Linked DNA regions of Homo sapiens: region 2 is linked to region 1. A link is a loop called in an ENCODE intact Hi-C map of the cell type or tissue named here. Cell type or tissue: dorsolateral prefrontal cortex. All regions are shown on one strand. Each heading gives the region's core, and the rest is flanking DNA. Links, peaks and the distances in the headings are about the cores only.

Region 1 (5,376 bases), core at 125-5,124:
TCTGAATGTCACAAGAATATACCTTGGTGGGATCTTTTTTCATTCATCATTTTGGACCTTTGATGGACAATTCTCAATCTGGAGACTCACATCTTTCAATTCTCAGATATTTTCTAATACAATCTTTAAAATAATTTCCTTCCCTTCATTTCTTTGCTTTCTCTTTCTGGAACTATGAATAGTAGGATGTTTGACCTCCTAAATTAATGCTCTAATTTTCTCATCTTTTTTCTCCCATTGTCCTTCTTTGTCATTTCTTCAATTTTGGGGGAGTTTTCTTCAAATTCATTTTTTGAAAATTTAGGCTATTTAAGGACTCTTTCTTGTTTTATGGTTATTTGTTGTCTCTCCTAATATGGTCTCTTGACTGGGCACGGTGGCTCATGCCTATAATCCAAGCACTTTGGGAGGCAGAGGAGGGCGGATCACGAGGTCAGGAGATCGAGACCAGCCTGGCCAACATGGTGAAACCCCACCTCTACTAAAAATACAAAAATTATCTGGGCATGGTGGTGCATGCCTGTAATCCCAGCTACTTGGGAGGCTGAGGCAGGAGAATCATTTGAATCTGGGAGGCGGAGGTTGCAGTGAGCCGAGATCACGCCATTGCACACCAGCCTGGGCAACAGGGTAAGACTCTGTCTCAAAAAAAAAAAAAAAAAAAAAAGATCTCTCTCTGAACTAAAGAGTGGAGCACTAAAAACCTGGGTCAATGGTGGGCTTCTCAGTGGGCAGTCAGAAGCCCATGGTTCTTTCTGTGGGGGGATCCCAGATGTCAGTATCTGCAAGTCTCTTTGCTAGGATAGTTTTGTTTTTCCAGAAATGAGTCCTCTGGGCTCCTGCCTCAGCGAGTAAAGGGGGCCAGGGATGAGGGGTGGGTAAGCCTGCTTATTATGCCTGTCACTCTGGAGCTGGGATAATTTCACTTTCTCTTTTCCAATTTGGATGCCTTTTATTTCTTTCTCTTTTCTGACTGCTCTAACTAGGACTTCTGTTATGTTGAATAGGAGTAGTGACGGTGGGCATCCTTGCCTTATTCCAGTTCTTAGAGGTAATGCTTTCAATTTTTCCCCACTCAGTGTGATGTTGACTGTGGGTTTGTCATATATGGCTTTTATTATTTTGAGATATGTTCCTTCTATTGCTACTTTGGTAAGGGCTTTTATCATGAAGAGATGCTGGATTTTATGAAATGCTTTTTCTGAATTTATTAATACAATTGCATAATTTTTGTTTTTAATTATGTTTATGTGGTGAGTCACATTTATTGATTTGTGTATGTTGAACCAACCTTGCATTGTTGGAATAAAACTCACTTGATTGCAGTGCATTATCTTTTTGATTCACTGTTGAATTTGGTTTGCTAGTACTTTGTTGAGGATTTTTGCATCTATGTTCATCAGGCATATTGGTCTATAGTTTTTTTTGTTGTTGTTGTGTTCTTGCCTAGCTTTGGTATCAGAGTGACTGACCCTGGCTTCATAGAATGAATTAGGGAGGATTCCCTTCTTCTCAATGTTTTTTGAACGGTGTCAGTAAGATTAGTATCAGTTCTTCCTTGTATGTCTTGTAGAATTCCACTGTGAACCCATCTGCTCCTGAGGTTTTTTTTAATTGAGAGTTTTTTTTATTACTAATTCAATTTCATTACTCATTATTGGTGTGTTCAAGATTCTATTTCCTCTTGGTTCAATCTTTGGAAGTTGTATGTTCCTAGATAAATGGAATTTATCCATTTCCTCTAGATTTTCCTGTTTGTGTGCATAGAGATGCTTATAGGTCTCTGATGATCTTTTGCATTTCTGTTGTATCAATTGTAATGATACCTTTCTCATTTCTGATTGTGCTTATTTGATTCTTCTCTCTTTTTTTCTTGGTTAACTTAGCTAGTGGTCTATCAATTTTGTTTATCATTTCAAAGAACCAATTTTTCATTTCGTTGATCCTTCGTATTTTTTTGTCCCAATTCCATTTAGTTCTGCTCTGATCTTTGTTATTTTCTTCTGCTAGCTTAGGGTGTGGTTTGTTCTTATTTTTCTAGTTCCTTGACATGCAACATTAGGTTATTGATTTGAGATCCATCTTTTTTATATAGGCATTTAACACTATAAACTTCCCTCTTAGCACTGCTTTTGATGTACTCCAGAGGTTTTGGTATGTTGTGTCTCTATTTTCATTCATTTCAAAAATTTTTTTATTTCTGCCTTAATTTTATCATTGATGCAACAATCATTCAGGAGCAAATTATTTAATTCTCATGTATTTAAATAGTTTTGAGGGTTCCTCTTGGTGTTGATTTCTAGTTTTATTCCACTGTGGTCTGAGAAGTTACTTGATATGACTTCAGGTTTTTAAAAAATTTATTGAGACTCACCTTGTGGTCTAGCATATGGCCAATTTTTGAGAATGTTCCATGTGCAAATGAGAAGAATTACATTTTGCAGTTGTAGAGTAGATTGTTCTGTAAATGTCTGTTAGGTCCATTTGGTCTAGAGGCCAATTTAAGTCCAGAGTTTCTTTGTTGATTTTCTGCCTTGATAATTTGTCTAGTGCATCAATGGAGTACTAAAGTCTCCCTCTATTATTCTATTGGTGTCTGATGTGGTTTGGCTGTGTCCACACCCAAATCTCATCTTGAATTCCCACATGTTGTGGGAGGGACCCAGTTGGAGGTAATTGAATCATGGGGGTAGGTCTTTCCTGTGCTGTTCTTGTGATAGTGAATAAGTCTCACAAGATCTGATGGTGGTATAAGAAGGAGTTTCCCTGCACAAGCTCTCTTTTTGCCTGCTGCCATCCATCTAAGATGTGACTTGCTCCTCCTTGCCTTCTGCCATGATTGTGAGGCCTCCCCAGCCATGTGGAACTGTAAGTCCATTAAACATCTTTCTTTTGTAAATTTCCCAGTCTCAGGTATGTCTTTATCAGCAGTGTGAAATGGATTGAGTAAATTGGTACCAGTAGAATGGGGTGCTGCTGAAAAGATACCTGAAAATGTGGAAGCAACTTTGGAACTGGGTAACAGGCAGAGGTTGGAACAGTTTGGAGGGCTCAGAAGAAGACAGGAAAATGGGAAAGCTTGGAACTTCCTAGAGACTTTTTGAATGGTTTTGCCCAAAATGTTGATAGCGATATGGACAATAAAGTCCAGGCTAAGGTGGTCTCAGATGGAAATGAGGAACTTGTTGGGAACTGGAGCAAAGGTGACTCTTATATTTTAGCAAAACTGGTGGCATTTTTGTGGAACTTTGAACTTGAGAGATATGATTTAGGGTATCTGGCAGAAGAAACTTCTAAGCAGCAATGCATTCAAGAGGTGACTTGGGTGCTGTTAAAGGCATTCAGTTTTATAAGGGAAGCAGAGCATAAGAGTTTGGAAAATTTGCAACCTGACAATGCAATAGAAAAGAAAATCCCATTTTTTGAGGAGAAATTCAGGCTGGCTGTAGAAATTTGCATAAGCAATGAGGAGCCAAATGTTAATCCCCAAGACAATGGGGAAAATGTCTCCAGGGCATGTCAGAGGTCTTCACAGCAGCCTCTCCCATCACAGACCCTGAGACCTAGGAGGAAAAAATGGTTTCATGGGCTGGGCCCAGGGTACCCGTGCTGTGTGCAGCCTAGAGACTTGGTGTCCTGCATCCCAGCTGCTCCAGCCATGGCTGAAAGGGACCAATGTAGAGCTCGGGCCATGGCTTTAGAGGGTGCGAGCCCTAAGGCTTGGCAGCTTTCATGTGGTGTTGAGCCTGCAAGTGCACAGAAGTCAAGAATTAGGGTTTGAGAACCTCCATCTAGATTTCAGAGGATATATGGAAATGCCTGAATGCCCAGGCAGAAGTTTGCTGCAGGGGCAAGGCCCTCATAGAAAACCTCTGCTAGGGCAGTGCAGAAGGGAAATGTGGGGTCAGAGCCCCCATGCAGAGTCCCTGCTGGGGCTAGGAGCTGTGAGAAGAGGGCCACCATCCTCCAGACCCAGAATGATAGATCCACTGACAGCTTGCACGTGTGCCTAGAAAAGCTGCAGACACTCAACGCCAGCCCATAAAAGCAGCTGGGAGGGAGGCAGAACCCTGCAAAGCCATAGGGGCAGAGCTGTCCAAGACCATGGGAACCCACCTCTCACAACAGTGTGACCTGGATGTGAGACATGGAGTCAAAGGAGATCATTTTGGAGGTTTAAGATTTGACTCCCCTTCTGGACTTCAGACTTGCATGGGGCCTGTAGCCCCTTTGTTTTGGCCAACTTCTTCCATTTGGAATGGCTGTTTTCACTCAATGCCTGTACCCCTGTTGTATCTAGGAAGTAACTAACTTGCTTTTGATTTTACAGGCTCATAAGCAGAAGGGACTTGCCTTGTCTCAAATAAGACTTTGGACTTTGGACTGTGGACTTTTCAGTAAATGCTGAAATGAGTTAAGACAGGGGACTGTTGGGAAGGCATGATTGGTTTTGAAATGTGAGGACATGAGATTTGGGAGGCGCCAGCAGTGGAATGATGTGGTTTGGCTGTGTCCCTACCCAAATCTGATCTTGCATTCCCACATGTTGTGGGAGGGGCCTGGTGGGAGGTAATTGAATCATGGGGACAGGTCTTTCCCATGCTGTTCTCGTGATAGTGGGTAAGTCTCATGACATCTGATGGTGATATAAGAAGGAGTTTCCCTGCACAAGCTCTCTTTTTGCCTGCTGCCATCCATGTTAGACGTGACTTTGCTCCTCCTTTGCCTTCTTCCATGATTGTGAGGCCTCCCCAGCCATGTGGAACTGTAAGTCCATTAAACCTCTTTCTTTTGTAAATTTCCCAGTCTCAGGTATGTCTTTATCAGCAGTGTGAAAATGGATTAATACAGTGGCTATCTCTTTGATCTAGTAGTATTTAGGAATCTGGGTGCTCCAGTGTTGGGTGCATATTTATTTAGAATTGTTATGTCTTCTTGTTGAATTGATCCCTTTATCATTATAGATGACCTTGTCTTTTTTTACTGTTGATTTAAACTCTGTTTTATCTGATATAAGTATAGCTACTCCTACTTGTTTTTGGTTTGATTTGTGTGAAATATCTTTTTCCACCCCTTAGAGTGTAAATGTCTTTAACAGTTAGGCAGATTTCTTGTATGCAGCATACAGTTGGATCCTGTTTTTCTTATCCATTCCACCAGCCCATATCTTATTGATCCCCCTACTTCAACCTCCTGAGTAGCTGAGACCACAGGTGCAAGCCACTATGCCCAGCTAATTTTTTAATTTTTTGTAGAGAAGAGGTTTCACTACGTTGCCCAGGCTAGTCTCAAATTCCTGGACTCAAGTGATCCTCCTACTTTAATGCCTGGAACTCAAGCATCCCAAAGTGCTGGGATTACAGGCATGAGCCACTG
Region 2 (5,376 bases), core at 119-5,118, 84 kb after region 1:
TTAAACCCAGGAAGCGGAGGTTGCAGTGAGCCTAGATCGTGCCACTGCACTCCACCCTGGGTGACAGAGCAAGACTCTTGTATCAAAAAAATAAATAAATAAAAATTTAAAAAGAAGTCAGTCACAGGAAAGCAATGATGAATTCTTTACAAGTGAATGTCTGGGATGCTCCATCTTGGGACAGGGGAGGCCTCTGGGGGGCGGAGTTAACGCTGGGCTCCTTGCCTTTCTAGATCCAGCAATTTATCCAAGACCGGTCGGACATCTGGGCAGAGGTGAAAAAGAAGGAACAACAGCGAGTCCGGATTTAAGGAGGCAGCCTTGTTCCAGAATGTCCTGAGACAGAGATCGTGAAAGAAGAAGTCGTGAGCCTGCGGTCCAGTCAGTCCAGCTCGGGACCGATGCCTGCTGTGCCTTCCTGCTGAGGGACACCTGCTTATTTTCCCCCGTGGGCCTCACTCTATCCCTGAAAACAGTGAATGTTATATGAAGTTTGTTCTCAAGTTCTCTCTAGCCCTTTGGTAGTTTATTCATGGGGAAGAGTGCAGTGACGGGGGACCCCCCCAACAAGCACTCACTCTCAAAGCTGGTCACCTAGGCTGCCTGGGAACTAGAAACCACATCTTAGGTCTGGTGTCCCCTCACCTTTGGGCTCACACACAGTCAGTGTTCAGGTGGGCAACAAACCAGTAGGGTCAGTACAGAGGACTCTTCTCTCATCCACCACTTCAAACTTTTATATTTTATTTTATATTTTATATTATATTATTTTATTTTATTTTATTTTTTTATATTTTATATTTTATATTTTATTTTATATTTTATAATTTTATATTTTATATTTTATTTTATTTTATTTTTATTTATTTTATTTTATTTTATTTTTGAGATGGAGTTGCCCAGGCTGAAGTGCAAGGCGCGATCTCGACTCACTGCAACCCCTGCCTCCTGGGTTTAAGCGATTCTCCTGCCTCAGCCTCCCGAGTAACTGGGATTACAGGCGCCCGCCACCATGCCGGGCTAATTTTGTATTTTTAGTAGAGACAAGGTTTCACCATGTTGGTCAGCCTGGTCTCGAACTCCTAACCTCAGGTGATCCACCCACCTTGGCCTCCCAAAGTGCTTGGATTAGAAGCATGAGGTGTTTCTAATTTGGGTGCAAAGACCCACTTAAAACTACGAAGGCAGCTTCCCAGGTCAGAGCTGCAAAAGTGCTGAGTCGAGCACTCTTCCCTGACTTCAGGAGCAAGCTCTGCTCCCCTGCCCCACTGTGTGCGCTAAAACATGCAAGCCAGTGTCAGCAACGCTAAGGAAGGAACAGCCCTAGTTACTGCCCTAGTTACTGGGCAGGCCACCAGTAACTAGGGAGGGATCACTAATGTGCCAAATGACAAGCTCAAGGCTCAGGAGCACCTCAGCAGGCTGGGATGATGGATTAAAACCAGCCAAACTCAACTCAATTGAGGTCAATGTAAAATCTCAAACTTAGGTTCAAAAACTCAATTGCACATTTTTAAATCAATAGCAAAAGCCAAGTCAGAGAGCCGTGGGGAAGTAACATGTATTCAACAGGGACTTCATTTGTATCCGCCTTTTGAAAACCCAGTGAGGCATCATTATCCTGACTCACAGAGCAGGATGCTTGCCTGGGAACCCTGGCTACAGGACGACAGGGTCAGGATTCACCCCTGGGTCTGCTCTTCCTGAGCCTGGTCTCTCCCCCTCGTCAGTCTGCCTCCCAGAAAGCAGAGGCCCTGTGCTTTTGTCCCCAAAGCAGGCTGAGGAGCAGACTTAACAAGGCTCCGTGTCTCCTCCCTGGCCCTGTGATCCTAGAGGGCCCTCAGACTGCCCGGATTCCTGTTGTCTCAGGGAAGGCACTGCTGCAGCTGCCCTGCCAGGATCGCTGCGTGGCCGCAGTAACCCCTCACCTTCACATACAACACCTTACAGCAGTCATTCTCAGGCGTGGTCCCCGGACCAGCAGCGTCAGCATCACCTGGCAACTTTACCAGTTAAATTCTCAGGCCCCACTCCAGACCTGAGAATCAGAAACTCCAGGGGTGGGACCCAGCACTCTGGGTTTTAAGAAGCCCTCCACATGATTCTGATGCGTGCTCAAGTTGAAGAACCACTGCCCTGCAGTGACCAAACACTTTCAAGCACCTGGGCTCCACTCATTTCCTACCTCAAGAAGCAATACGTGTCTACCTGGGTCAGCGTTTAGCAAGAGAAGTAAGTAGATTGATAGATAGATAGATAGATAGATAGAGATGGATGGATGGATGGGTGGGTGGGTGGATGGGTGGATGGGTGGATGGGTGGATAGATGGATGGATGGGATAGATAAATAGTAAATAGAAGATAGATGGTAGGTAGATAAGATAGGAGATAATAGCAGATAGATGATAGATACATAGATATAGAAGATAGATGATAAATTAGATGATAGATAAATAGCAAATAGAAGATAGATAATATGTAGATAGATCGGAGATAGACAATACATAGTAGATAGATGATAGATACAGATCAATAGATCAACAGATAGATGATAAATAGTAAATAGAAGATACATGGTAGATAGATAGGAGATAGACAATAGATAGTAGAGATAGATAGATAGATAATAGATACATAGATACATAGATAGATACACAGGTAGATAAATACATAGATAGATAGATAGATGGTAGAGAGAGATTCTTCTGGTATATGTGAAGGGCTTTGTTTCAGGGATTTGACTGTAGGCAGTTGTGGGCACTGGGTAAGCAGTGTCTATAAAGCAGCTGTCTTCCCATCTGATGCTGAGGCTTGAAGTTCGCAGGGGAGATGGTTGGGAAGGAAGCATGGAGGTAAAGTGGGGCAGATCAAGGACAAGTCAGAATCCATAGCACAGGCTGGAGACCCGAGGACAGACAGGCAGACAGAAACCCACGTCAGTTCTTGTTGCTTCTGAAATTGGTGGTGTGGGCGTCCTGCCAAAGCCAGGATCCTTCGTCCTGGAAATGAACACATACGCCTGGCCCAGGGGCAGGAGACTGAAGGAGGTTCCAGGGGAGGGCGGGCAGATGCAGGCCTGGCCACCGCCTCACACCAATGCCGCCAGTCAGCAGGCATTGAGTAAGTTTGTGGATTTGTGGCTTCTCTTGTACTCAAGAAATCTGCCTAGACCCACAGAATTTCTTCTGCCCCAGGGCTGGGCCCCTCTTTAAGCCTGAAAAATGCAACAATATCAGAGTGAGTCCGCCCCCAAATCCCCTACGGGAAGCTTTCTGTGACCCACACTAACAGGACACACCCAAGAAAAGGAATTCTGAGAATACAATTCTGCCTAGGCATGCTGACTTATCCCGAAGCCTCCACGCTATCATCATCTCCATTTCACAGGTGACGAAACCAAGGCAAATCTGCCTTCAGAAGCGAGGAACGGATGCTGGAGGCTGCAGTCCTGCCGGCTGGCCCTGGCCAAACAGGCGTCTCTAGTGGATGGAGGGCAGAGGTCACCTCACACACCCAGGACAGCGAGTGCTAAGGGGGTGCTCAGAGGGGCATGGAGGGGTTGGGGATCTCCAGAAACGGCCGTGGGTGAAGGATATGCTGCTGAAATAACTTCTCCACGTTCAGCCTCCTGGTCTGGGTCCTGGGAGGTGGGAGAAGGCGCAGAACAGGCAGTTCCCCCAACTCCCCAATATACACACTTCCCCCCACAGCCCCGTCTTCTGCTGTCGCTGTAAGGTGGTGTTTGAGAAGCCCAGGCTGTTCGGCCTGAACACACTTCCTCTTGGAGTGTGCAAGGCCCCCTCAGCACCACCCCTACAGCACCACCCAAGGCCCTGTGCGAGAAGCTGAAGGCACTCCCTCTGCCTCCTTCCTCTGCACTCCCTCCTCGGCTTCACCACCCTGCGCCACCAAGTTTCCAGGGCTTGACTGAAACAGGGACTCCTCAGGGTCACACTCAGAACTCCTGTGATCACACATAAGCTTATCCTGAGACACACGTGTTTACACGTGTGTATAACTTACGCTGATATTGCCTGTGTGTAACTCTGCATGTGCATGCTGTTAAGTGTGCATACACTCACCCCGATACTGCAGATGTATAACTAGTATGTGCATATTATGTATGTGTATAACTCACTCTGATATTGTTGCATATTTCATGCTTAAAAAGGGTGGTCCAGCCCTGGGGCAGAAGAAATTCTGTGGGTCTAGGCAGATTTCTTGAGTACAAGAGAAGCCACAAATCCGCAAACCTACTCAAGCCCACAGACACAGGGAGAACAAATCCAAATGGTGCAGGGATTCCCAGGCGCCGGAGTGACGGGGTCTCCCCATCGGGAGGGTAATGGCAGTCACAGACAGGCCCTCGCTCCTTCCCTACCCCACCCCAGCCCCATCTCAGGCCTTCTGCATGGCTACCCGGGGCCCTATAGCCACATAAAGAAGCCAAGACAACCCGGTCAAGAGGGATTCCAACTCTCAGATGCATGAGATCACGCTCCAAGAACAAGAAGATGAAGGTAAGGGCCTAACTGGAGTTTTTCCCAGCAAGAAAAGACACTAACTCACGAGAGCAGAAATAACTGATTTGTTCCAGAAATGAATGGTTCTCATCAGCAAAGGCAGGAAGTAGGGCTCTGGGTGTTTTATGGATAAAGGGAGGGAAGAGGAAGGAAGCCCTTCAGGAGCTCACTCTCAGTGTAGAGCACTCGGTTCCCCTCCAAACCCGTGAGCAATGGCCTGAGGTTCCCCTTAGCTTTCACCTTTGAAACACCAGGAAGAGGCTCCCAGTGTAGGCCATGGAGTGCGGAATGATGAGTAGGGGAAGGACAGAAGAGGGGGTTGGAGGGGTTTGGGGGACTAAGAGCTGAGCCTGCAAGCAGGCAGGTGGGCAGACAGCTGCATGTCTGTCACAACGCCTTGCCATATACACAACCTCCAAACTGCTGCTAAAGATGGGATTAAAACCAAGCTTTGAGCACCCTTCCAGGTGATCTCGGTCTCCCTGGAGTAGCTGAAGAGCCTCTGCTTCTGTGAGATCAGCTACTAGCCCTTGGGATCAGCCCCCCTCCTCGCAAGGTTTTACCCTCAAAGCCCTTTCCCTAGCTTCCAGACCAGGGTCCCACATATTACGGACAAGGCTTTCGGTCAGCTGGAAGGGCTCTAGAACCTTGTGCTTCTCCTTTCAAGCCATCTTAGGGTTGATCACTTGGGCATCTGAGTGAGCTCCTATGCTCCTGGACTTTCGGTCCCAGCAATGTTTACTGGAAGCCTTCCATGTGCATAGCAGGGTGCTGAGGCCAAGCGGAGTCCCACGAGACCCCTGTCTCAGGCCAAACTTCTTCTCTTGGGAGATCAGAGCTGCTGAGAGCTGTG

Evidence for each region. Hi-C counts contacts between places; a loop is a spot of excess contacts. Peaks named below come from ENCODE experiments on the same cell type or tissue, not always from the same donor. Only the 100,000 strongest peaks of a DNase experiment are listed, where the experiment ranks them.
Region 2: it touches region 1 in a loop (5-fold over the local background); 1 of 110 quality-filtered maps calls a loop at or near these places.

What each region holds. Positions count from the first base shown.
Region 1 is chr17:8,809,507-8,814,882 of GRCh38, reverse strand. The region is part of intron 18 of PIK3R6 (phosphoinositide-3-kinase regulatory subunit 6); the gene reads left to right. Among named protein-coding and RNA genes, the nearest start is that of MFSD6L, 13 kb to the right of the region's middle. In dorsolateral prefrontal cortex, for the core only: no CTCF peak of the experiment used is centred there; no DNase peak of the experiment used is centred there.
Region 2 is chr17:8,725,065-8,730,440 of GRCh38, reverse strand. It overlaps CCDC42 (coiled-coil domain containing 42), which reads left to right. Exons shown (of 7, transcript NM_144681.3): 7 at 234-506. The coding sequence ends at 311. Among named protein-coding and RNA genes, the nearest start is that of CCDC42, 17 kb to the left of the region's middle. In dorsolateral prefrontal cortex, for the core only: no CTCF peak of the experiment used is centred there; a DNase peak (open chromatin) is centred at 2,977.